Regions from separate parts of the Mus musculus genome. Here region 2 is linked to region 1. Evidence: chromatin contacts called from ENCODE Hi-C or POLR2A ChIA-PET data. All regions are on one chromosome and are shown on one strand. The core of a region is the stretch at or near the end of the contact, and the rest is flanking DNA. Distances in the headings are between cores, read along the strand shown.

Region 1 (5,063 bases), core at 2,306-4,805:
ACTTTGCTCTCTGTGTGACCCAAGACAGTTCTATGACCTCTCTTATGTATCACTTTCGCCACTATAAAGTGGCAGTGACATCATCTGCCTTGTAAGGCCGTAGAGAAAATCAAAGTACTTAGCTCTTGCAAAGAACGTGGAACAACCTTTCACTTGATGAGCAGGGAAGTCAGGGTAGCGGTCTTCCTTCCTGCGGACATGCCAGGACTAGATGACCCCTCAAGACAACCTCTAGATCACTTCTATCTAACAATGGTCTCCCTTTCCCTAGTCACAAACAGTCTCCTCTTAGGGCTCCCTGCTCTCCCTCTTCCCAAGAACGCAGAGCCATAGCATATGTTGACAGTAAACTACAGGAATAGAAAGGAAAGGTGCTGAGTCACGACTGGCTACCACAGGACAGAAAGGAAGCCTGGCACCTGCAGCTTCCTCTGTTTCTCCTTAAGTGTCCTGAAACTTGCAGGCCAGACTACAGCGGCACAGGCTATTAGCCACGGGCACCACTGACTGGCTAGGGCTCTGGCCCTGATCAAAAAAAACAGAGTGCCAGTATCTTTTACCTCTTTGGCTGGTCATTAGGGGTTACTCCCTGGGTAGTCATGAGAAGATGGAGAGAGGCAGCTGGGGTCAGGAGAAGCCACAGCAAGCTGGCAGGAATGGTCTCTCAGAGCACTCCCAGCCATGGAAGAAGCCACAACTATTTCCCAACAGACTCTAGGTCTTCCCTGGAGACCAGAAAGATGTCTTCTACAGAGCTCTGCCTGCAAATACAGCTCTATCCTCTGCTAGAGGCTTAATAAATGACACCAAATCATTTCTGCCAGAACCCAGAGAGTTTTATTGGGAACCAAGAGGACCTACTTCTCTATCTGTCCTCTCCTGCCTTCCCTCAGCAGGGACAATGCAGGGTATAGACACCATGGTGTATGGTGGCTTTGGTCTATGAGAAAAGAGGCACTGGCTAGCCAAGTTCTGGAAGTGAAGCCCTACCACTAAACCCCATGGACTATATCCAGCAATCAGACTTAATGGTGGGCTCTAGCCAGGCCTCCCACCACCAGTGAGCGCAAAGAAAGACTAGAAATTCCAAGCCTAGGTCACTGAGACACTTGTCTCTGCTGAGTCTCGACAAACCACACACACACAGAGGCACACACGAACACACATACACAGGCACACTGAGCTTGGCAGCCCCTGAGCTCAGAGAGCTGGTAACACAAGCCATGAAGCTGACTGCCAAGACAAGCAACAGAAAGAGCCAGGCCCAGTTTCATTGGCCACCATACGTTGCATATGGCCCGGGACGCAGCCAAAAGAGTGTTCTCACCCTCCTCAAAGGCATAGGAGACCCTCTGTTTTCAAACACACCTCCACAGAGCCTTAATTAAAGGAAAATGGAAAAAAATAGCATGCCTGTTGCTCTCCCCCTGCCTGCAGGGGTATTCGCACACAAACCCCTGCACGGTTACTCCTTTTCTCTTCTTCCCACTTTGGGTCTCAAACATAACTCATTCCCGTGGAAAGAAAGTCTGCGTTCTGCTGAAGAAAAGAATAAGAGTTATCCCCAGCCCTGGAGGGTTAGAGGGACCAGGGAGAGTTAGTGCTGAATGGATACAAGGCAGGCCAGCCTAGCGTCTGTGCTCTAGGGTTTGTGCTGGCTTCTTCCTTTCCAGTGTGTGTGTGTGTGGGGGGTGGGGGGGATAATTAGGAAGAGGGAGCGAGGGAGATGGGATGAGGAAGCAGGGCTATGAATTGTAATACCAGTTGTACCTCCATAACAAACCGAGGCCCAGGAGGCCCAGTTCTGCAAGCTGAAAGAGTGGGAAAGGATATCTTGTCAACAGGTGGGAAAGATAAACAGACCAGGAAGACAGGGGAGTTCCCTGGTAGTGCAAAAGGCGTCAGTGGATGAGTAAGGGACACATGTACCGAAGCTTTTCCTAAGTGACACCGTCACCATGATAGACCTGTCTCCTTGGAGATTACTGTAACCAATTTATTGACAAAAGGTTCAGAGGCCATCTCCCCCCAGTCCTTCCTGCAACCTTTCAAACCACCCAGCACCCAGCTCTTCAGGAAGATTCTAGAGCTCCTCTGAACTGAAGCCAACGTGGAAGGGAAACAGAGGAGTCTTTGAGAAATCCATCCTCCCTACTACTTTAGGCAAAGTGAAACCTCTGGCGCCTTAGAGGCAGGAGAATAGTTGTTTCTATCCCCGGACCTCAGGTTTCTGTAAAGAACCCTGCTCACACCTGATCCCCGGTTAAACTCTTCCCTAGAAACCTGCACGGGAAGATAAGCCCGCCATCCAAGCTGAAGCCAGCCAGATTTGCTGAAAAGCAGGGAAAGCAAGAGGGGGTGATTTTTAAACCCTGGAGGGTGGGGGAGACTTGGGGGTGAGGTCGAGGGACGAGGAAGACAGTTGCTAACAGCCTTTGGGACAGGCAGGTACCCAGCTGTGGTACAGAGCCTGTTTCCCATGCTGCCTGAATTAAGATCCTGGGTAGAGTGGCCCAAGATTTAACAATACACAGACCTGTGCCACAGTCCCCTGGAAGGTGCCACTCCAACACATAAGGGCTGGACAATCTTCTAGGGGGAGCTGACTCAAATAGTCGATTGATTCCCCTCTTGCACCCGCCTCTCCACCTCTATCCCCAAATGGCCCATCCATTTCTGCAAATGAGTCAAGGCATCCCAGGCCTGCCAGCTCCTCCAGATACCCAGGCAAAGCCTGTTTCTGCCGCTCCAAGGGTCCAGGAAGCCTAGCCTTCTTGGATAAGAGGGGAGGAAGAGTGCCTTCTAAACTGGGCAGGTTACCTAAAGAAGCCTGCTTACCTTCTTATATAACCTGATGTGCCTGACGGGATCCCAAGGGAACTGGGGACTGCCCCGTGGTTCCCTCCTAACCCAGCCAGAGCCCGCCGCAGCAATGCTCTTAAGCGAAGGAAGCCCTGTTGGTTAGATGCCTTTCTCAATACCCTCCCCTCCAGGTCTTGCAAAGAGAGCTACGGAAGAGGCTGAGGCGCGACCTGTCAGCAGGTCTGGGGCGTGCATGCCCCCTTGAGTCCCCCGCAGTCCCCGGCACAGTTTTCTCCCGCTCACCCCGCCCTCTCCTCCGTCTGTGCACAGCCTCCCAGCAAGAGCACTGGGGAAGGAAAGCAAGGAGGGAGCGCCCCGCTGTCCCGGCCACAGACAGGACTGTCCTGCCCAGCCGGGGAACCACCGGTGGGCAGCGGCTGCAGCCATCCGATAGAGTATTCCGGCCCTGGGGTGGCGGGAGCCCCAGCGGTAGCTACTCCGGGGGAGGCCACCCCAGGTGCCCGCAGCCCCGCCTCCCCCCTCCGTGAACCCACCGTGCAGAAGCCGCTGGCGGAGGCGGCGGCCCCGGGCCCAGAACCCTGCTGCAGGCGCGGTGCCCACTCCGCGCTGCTGCCGCCCGCTGCCCAGGCCCGTCCCGGCCCGGGAGCCGCCGCGGCGCCAGCCCCGCCGCCGCCGCTGCAGCGTCCGCTGCCGCCAGCGCCCCCCGTCGCGGCCGCCGAGTGTCCCTCCCGCAGGCTGTGGCGGGCGGCGGGACGGGTTGCATCAGCCCCGGCTATATAGCGGGCCCTGAGTGGCGGGGAGGGGTCGGGAATGCGGAACCGGCCGAGCTGCCAGCTCCACACGTCAGAGGGGGACGGAGAGGAAGAGAAGGAGGGGACGGGGAGGAGGGGGTGTGGATCGCCCGCTTCACACCCACTGACCTTCACCTCCCCCGCCGCCGGCGCCCTCCTCCCGCCGATGCTCGCGCTCCTCCGCCTGCGGGGCCGGCCCGGGCCCCGCCGCGCTGGTCCCGGCAGCATTGCGGTCCGGCGGCGCGCCCCGCCCGCGGCTCCCGAGAGCGCGAGGCAGCAGGACACGGCGAGCGGTTATGTAAGCGCATCCCCTGCTCGGCCTTGCGGCCGCCACCCCCAAAATGCTACACAGCCCGGGAGGCAGCGACGCGAAGGCGGCGGCCGGATGAGCAGAGAACCCCTTCCAGCTCAGCCCACGCCGAACCATCCTCCTCCGTCCGGTGCGCTCTCCCCCAAATCCAGAGCGAGGGTTCCGCGCAGTGGTGTCTTCGGACGCTGCAGGATCTCGCAAGCTTGTTTTGTTTTTCCGCGGAGGAGCATGGGCGGGGGTTTAAGGCGTTTGGAAGCCTTAATCCCTACCCACTGTCCACCAAAGCGTCCTGACGTCCTGAAGCCATGCGGTGAATGAACGAGCTCCTGAAGTGGAACTGCACCCTGAGGCCACCGTTGTTGTCAGTGGCTGGCCCAGTTTGAGCCAGGGCTCTTTGCCCAACTCCAGCAGGCTTTTGCCTCCCTTTGACAGGACGCAGCAGTGAGCCTACCTGACTTCTGCCAAACCTCCAAAGGCCTTCTTCCTCAAGGACTCCAGGGCCAGCTTCCGTGCTCTCTTCCCACCCTGCTACAGAAGTAGATAGTAAAGAACACTCTAGATAAAATATGACAGTCCCTCAAAGGCGGATTGTCTCAGGCAGAAATGCGTGTGGCATCTGAGAACTATTTGCACACACACATAGACACACACAGGTCTCCATACCCTTGGGGGGGGGGGCAGACCCCCGCCCTCTTTCCTCTTAAATCAGAAAGGAGTGGCAATGTTGACACTCAGTGACCTTCGGCCTCCTTCTCAGAGAGACAGCAGGTCATCACCCATAGAAGAAAGGAAGTGAAAGAAAAAGTTCAAGTCTTCATAGAGTACAAATGCTGAGATCGAAAGACCAACAGGGAGGGAAGGAAGTCCACGCGCCAAGCCGGACAAGCAGGTCTCCACGTGCGTGCCTGCCTGCAGGGAGGAATCGGTCTCCATTTTACCCGTAAGTCTTCCTGCAGGGGGGAACAGGTGAATGGAAAGAAACAGACCAAGCCCTAATGACATCACTGTCCATCTTCCCCGCCACCATCAGCCCACTTCCCTCACAACACTGATGAAAGGAAAAAAAAGAAAGACTCCAAAGGAACACACGCCACAAACTCCGTGGTAATGTGAATCACTCCTGTAGGACATGATTCTCC
Region 2 (5,238 bases), core at 206-2,705, 42 kb before region 1:
ACAGGGCATCAGTGGATTCTTGGGCATTTTGGGGGAGTCTGTGACAGAGCTCCTGCTAAGTCCATTCTCAGGTAGGAACTACTAGGTCAGAGAAAAAGTTCTGACACCCTGGTCCTCACTGAATCGATACATACATTCCTCTCCCCAGAGTCCCATGGGCAGAGGGAAGATGGACACTTCCTGCAGCCGACACCCTGACCATCCTACTCTGGTGACAGTGACTGTGTCTCTGTTATCCTTTTCAGGATGTGTGACTGCACAAAATTGATTTGCTTTGTCCTGGACATTCAGGAATGATGAACCTGACACAGCTGTAGGAGCTGTGGAGTCTTGGGCCTTAGGCATCTGTAACGTCATGGGGACAAGTCGTGGTCAGAACACAAACTCTGTGCAGCTTGCCTTTAGAAGACAAAGAGGTATTCAAAGAATGCTATGCGGTAAATACCAACTAGCATCACTAACAGAAGGTAGGATAATACCACTTACTTCCATTTCTTCTTTGATCCTGACGACATCCCCCCCACCCAAGACTGGGACCCATTTTATAGATTGTGTGTGTGTGTGTGTGTGTGTGTGTGTGTGTGTGTGTGTGTGTGTATTCACATTAAGCTCTCATTTGTAGATAAGCATTAGAGCTGGGTATTTGGTTTCAGACCCCAGGACAAGGGACTGAGATGAATATTTTACATACCAAACAGACCTGGCTTCCAGGTTCTCCCAGCATCCCTCAGTTCCTACCTGGTACACCCTGCCCCCAACCCCGAACTTTCCAACCAGGGCTGGCTGAGCTGCCCTTCCCCTAGAGGCTTCTCCCTATATTTATAATCCAGACATATTGCTCTCTCCTCCTCCTCCTCCTCCTCTTCTCTCCCACCCCCTTCCCATGGTGACTTCCCTGGCCTTGGTCCTTGGGGTGAGTGACCTCACTCGATTGCAGCTTCCCAATAAACCTGCCTTTACTATCATCTAATATGGCTTACATTGGCTCACTTTAGCAGCAGAGAAATAAGCTATCACTGGAGACTCGGAGTGTGCTGTGAGCACATGAAGCTTTGTGCCATGGCTCCTGCAATCATCCTCTAGCTGCTGAGGTCTCATTACAGACAAACCAGACGGCGAGTGCTTTTCCTTTCCCAGGGAGGGGCAGGCCCAGCTGCTATCTACCAGAGGAGTTTACAATAGCATCCTGGCACTGCCACCTAGCAGGTCTGTGACCTTGGGTGAGGTCCTCCTCTCTCTGTCTCGGCTTTCTGAGATTGCAGGACGGACCCCCCCCCCAAAAGGCCATGTCAGCCAGCTGGAACACAGGCAGTGTGTGACACAAGGAAACACCCTTGAGCTGGCTCTCTGATGGTGAAGCCAGTGAGTGAAACTATGGCAGGGACAGCAGTTCAGGTCACCGGTCTGGGGAAGCAGCCATCTATGTAGCCTAAAGAGGGCTGGCTCCAAAAAAGGCCAGCTCTTGGCATCCCAGCAGGGAACTAGAAGAGCCACAGCCGGGGGTGAACAGTAACCCTGCAGGGGCATCTACAGGCTTTTTACTGATTCTCACTTTGCTCTTTCTCCTGGCTAAAGAGGGTTGAAGGAACACAGGCAACTGTGTGTTGCCATGGCAGACTGTAAGCTGGCCAGGCTAGGTCTCCAGGTTGGGACTCTGTGTAGACAGACCACACCACGCAGATTGGATGGAGGGAACTCAGGGAGAAGAAGAGAGGGACCAACTGTTTATCAGTGACCTATTTTCCACATCTGCTCCATCCCCGCCCCCAGCCAGGCTTCATCTGTGATTGAGATCACTTCAACATCAAGAAGTTACCCAGCCCCGGGAAGAAGTACATTTCCAGGAAGCAGTGTTTTCATTTTTTGAGTCTGCTCCCATCCCGTTTCTCTGCAGCTGGGTAAACTTGAAGCTGGGCTAGCCTCTGGGTAGAAGGCAGCTAATGACAACTACCTTGCCTGTCCCACGGAGCCCGGACAGAACCTGAGATAACACACCTAGCTTGCTGAGTAAAGGCAGGTTACTGTGTGAATGACTCTGAGCTGTTCCAGCTCTGCAGAGCAGGAAGTCTGACTGTGGAGATAAGAGATATGTGTATCCCCAGGTCATGTACTCCTTGGCTGGGATCGCTGCTTCATTACACCATCTCGGGCAACACATCCAGAACTCTCTAGAACAGTGGTCCTCAAGCTTCCTCATGCTACAGACCCTTTACCACAGTTCCTCGTGTTGTGGTGATCCCCCAACCAAAAAATCATCCCCGATGCTACTTCATAACTGCAACCGTGCTACTCTCATGAATCGTAATGTATGTATCTGATATACAGGATATCTGATCTGTGACTCCCTCAAGAGGTCATGACCACACATTTGAGAGCCACTGTTCTAGAGTCTACAGGGCTTTCTCCCACCTTATATTTATAGTGGTCACCCCTACACTTCCTGTTCTCAGGGAGGCGACATCCATTTGTAAGAGCAGAGACAGCCGGTGATGGGGAAAGCCCTGTTTCTCTGGAGGTGGAGTTCAAATATCAGCTCTGTTTCTTGCTAGCTGAGTGACCTTGGGTAAGTCACACATGCTCTCTCCGAGCTTTAGTTGAGCTGTTTGTACAAGAGAAGGTCTGCTCTGTGCTACTGTAGGTAGCAAACGGGAGCTCGAATTTGTCAGTTAAGGCTTCAACAAGTAGTGACTTCATTTCTTCTCCCTGAGTTTCTAAATCCCCGTCCATGAACTGGGGGACAGACAATAGCTGCCCTTTGAAAAGGCTGCCACGCAGATAGATGAAGGGAGACAGGTTTGAGACAAGCAAGCACAAAATAAACCTATTGCGGGATCCACCGTGCAAGACCAAGGCTGGTTTACTCCCCAGCTCACTGCAGTGCCTGGTACACTCAAAAGGAAACTGGAGAAGAGAGGACCCAAGTTCAACCCCCAGGAAGCACATCAAGTGGCTCACAACAGCCTGAAACTCCAGCTCCTAGGGATCCAAATTCTCTAACCTCTGCACATATCTACACAAAGACACTCATGCTTTACTCACCCCACCCCCACCCAGACACAAACTATTAAAAGAAAAAAAAAAAAACTTGGCCTAAATAAATGAAGCAAGTACTCTCAAAATGGTATATGCAGAGTTCTTTAACATCTCTAGGCCTTGGGCTCCTCATCTGTGAAATGGCCATATGTAGGCTTACCTGGAAGGGCAGGTATGGAAACTATGCCCTCTTCCTGGGCAGACACCACTCGAGGCAGCTGGGTAATTAAGAGCAATGTTTACTGAACGATACAGGACTGGGTACTAGGAAGGGGTTACAAGGATGGAAATGTACCTCACCCGCCTGGCCACCCCCCAACACCCAGAGCCTACAGTACTTAGGAATTACAATGGCCTTAACTGGTGGGTGGATGTCCATAACAGACCATAGCATATTTGTACTGTGTCACATCGAGTGATTATAGAAATCCATATATATATATATATATATATATATATATATTGCTTGTATAAAATCTTTTTTTTTGTAAAAAATATTAAAAAAAAAAAGAAAGAAAAAGAAAGAAAGTATAAAAACCGTGTGCAGTTGGAAGCCCCGCCAGGACAGCCAGTCTGTAAACATTCATTGATTAAGTATGTGCTTTGGAAGGGCGCCCGCGCCTCTGTGCCGCAGCCAACTCCAGCTGGGCCATTGCAGCCCCACAGTGCACCCCCTTCCACTGGGCTTGGGCAGGGCTGGGGAGGTGGATTGCAGTCTATGCTGAGTTCCATCCGCGGGCCACACTGTGTTTGCAATGCATGGCTTTTCTTGGCTGCTCAGTAGTCCCCTGGGTGGGGGTCTTGGCAGAGAGGCCAAAGGAGTGCCTGAGGCTACTACCTGGTTTGGCACCTCTCTGGCTCAGGTGCTCTTCAAGCTGGGCCCTGGAGTGGGACAGCCCCTATCTGCGGGTCAACCTTGGTCTCAGCACCTGGTCCCTCTGGTTTCTTCAGTCCGCTCTTGCTCTTGCGCGGCAGGGCTGAGTTTCAAAAAAGAGCCAGCTGGAGGCTAGTTATGCTAAGCCTCATCATAGAGTTTGTCACGTGCCTGGGAGGGGCCCTCTGTCACCTTGCTCGTCCTCTTTCTCTTTTATGCTCCTCCCCTTCCTCCTCTTCCTCTGATGCCTCCTCCAGGCCTTCAGTCACTTCTTGTCCAGCTGCTCCAGCAGTGGGTTGCCTTCGGACTCGGGCGTCCTGACGCTATCTGTGCGCACGATGCAGGTGGGGCGGTGGCGGTTGAGCATCAGGATAAGCTGTTGCCGCTCCAGCTTCAGCTCCTCTATCTGCGTCTTCAGCTCTGCGTTCATGAGCTCCAGCCGCTCTGACTCCTGTACAGACAGAGACACACCATCAGCTAGCGGTCACTGCCAGCCTGCTCCTGAGAGATGCCCAGCCATTATGGCTGGCACCTGTACTGCTGGCATGCTTTTCTGCCTGCCAGGTCTCACTGAAGGCTGAGCATCTGGGGTGACTCTTTGCAGGCAGCACTGTGCCACACGGCAATAGCCTCTGTCACAGCAGGATGGGACCAGATGAGATGTGGGAGCTAGTACAGTTCAAATCCCTTCTTATTCCCTTCTCTATGTCATTCCAGCCACACAGCTTTCTTGCTGTTGACTAAAGAACACACCGAAAGCTCCCCTGCTCTATGAAGATCAGACAGAGGGTACAAGGTGGCTCACACAAGACCAAGTGCTTTGAAATGCAGCAAAGGTATGGTGGGATTGATAAACTCAGTGTGAGCCATTCCCCCTAAAGCACGTGCCCCATGGCCATTAGCTTGTATTGTTTAGAATGTTTCCTCTTCCCTCGGGATGCCCCACCATCTAGGAGCTTTGACCCCAGACCGGCAATCAACCTGTAGGACCGGAAATGAGGTTTCAAACTGACGTCTGATGAAACTCCCGAAGCCCTGAGCGGGAGAAGGGATGCCGAGGATGTGATGGGGTGTGAGGTTGTGTGTTCACAGCGAGGACAGGTGACAAGCATGTCTGTTCAAGGCCTGGGGCTCACACAGCAGGCCGGAAGAACACAGTGATGGGCTCTTCCTGCTTTTCTAACAGCTGTAACTGAAAGCTCATGTGTGTGTGTGTGTGTGTGTGTGTGTGTGTGTGTGTGTGTGTGTGTCTCTGTGTGTGTGTGTGTGTGTGTGTGTGTGTGTGTGCTTATACACGCATGCACACGCGTGTATAAGCTGAGGAACCTCAG

What was found. Hi-C counts contacts between places; a loop is a spot of excess contacts on that map. ChIA-PET counts read pairs that join two places held with the same protein, here RNA polymerase II (POLR2A).
Region 2: a loop to region 1 is called in a map of heart, with 2.9 times the contacts of the local background. The contact joins the enhancer-like site here to the promoter of Jdp2 in region 1. A Hi-C loop is called at or near these places in 14 of 37 maps with a recorded cell type or tissue (T-helper 1 cell, adrenal gland, gastrocnemius and 2 more). POLR2A ChIA-PET finds 5 or more read pairs at or near these places in 3 of 5 experiments (Patski and embryonic stem cell).

The regions. Positions count from the first base shown.
Region 1 is chr12:85,597,908-85,602,970 of GRCm38, reverse strand. It overlaps Jdp2 (Jun dimerization protein 2), which reads right to left and starts at 3,555. Exons shown (of 4, transcript NM_030887.2): 1 at 3,357-3,555.
Region 2 is chr12:85,637,893-85,643,130 of GRCm38, reverse strand. It overlaps Jdp2 (Jun dimerization protein 2), which reads right to left. Exons shown (of 4, transcript NM_030887.2): 4 at 3,253-4,358. The coding sequence ends at 4,173. It also overlaps the pseudogene Gm33312. Among named protein-coding and RNA genes, the nearest start is that of Jdp2, 41 kb to the right of the region's middle. Within about 2 kb of position 1,455, at least 1 of the 3 ENCODE cell types and tissues checked has a DNase peak (open chromatin) inside an H3K27ac peak, as active enhancers do; it is heart, where a contact is called at or near this core.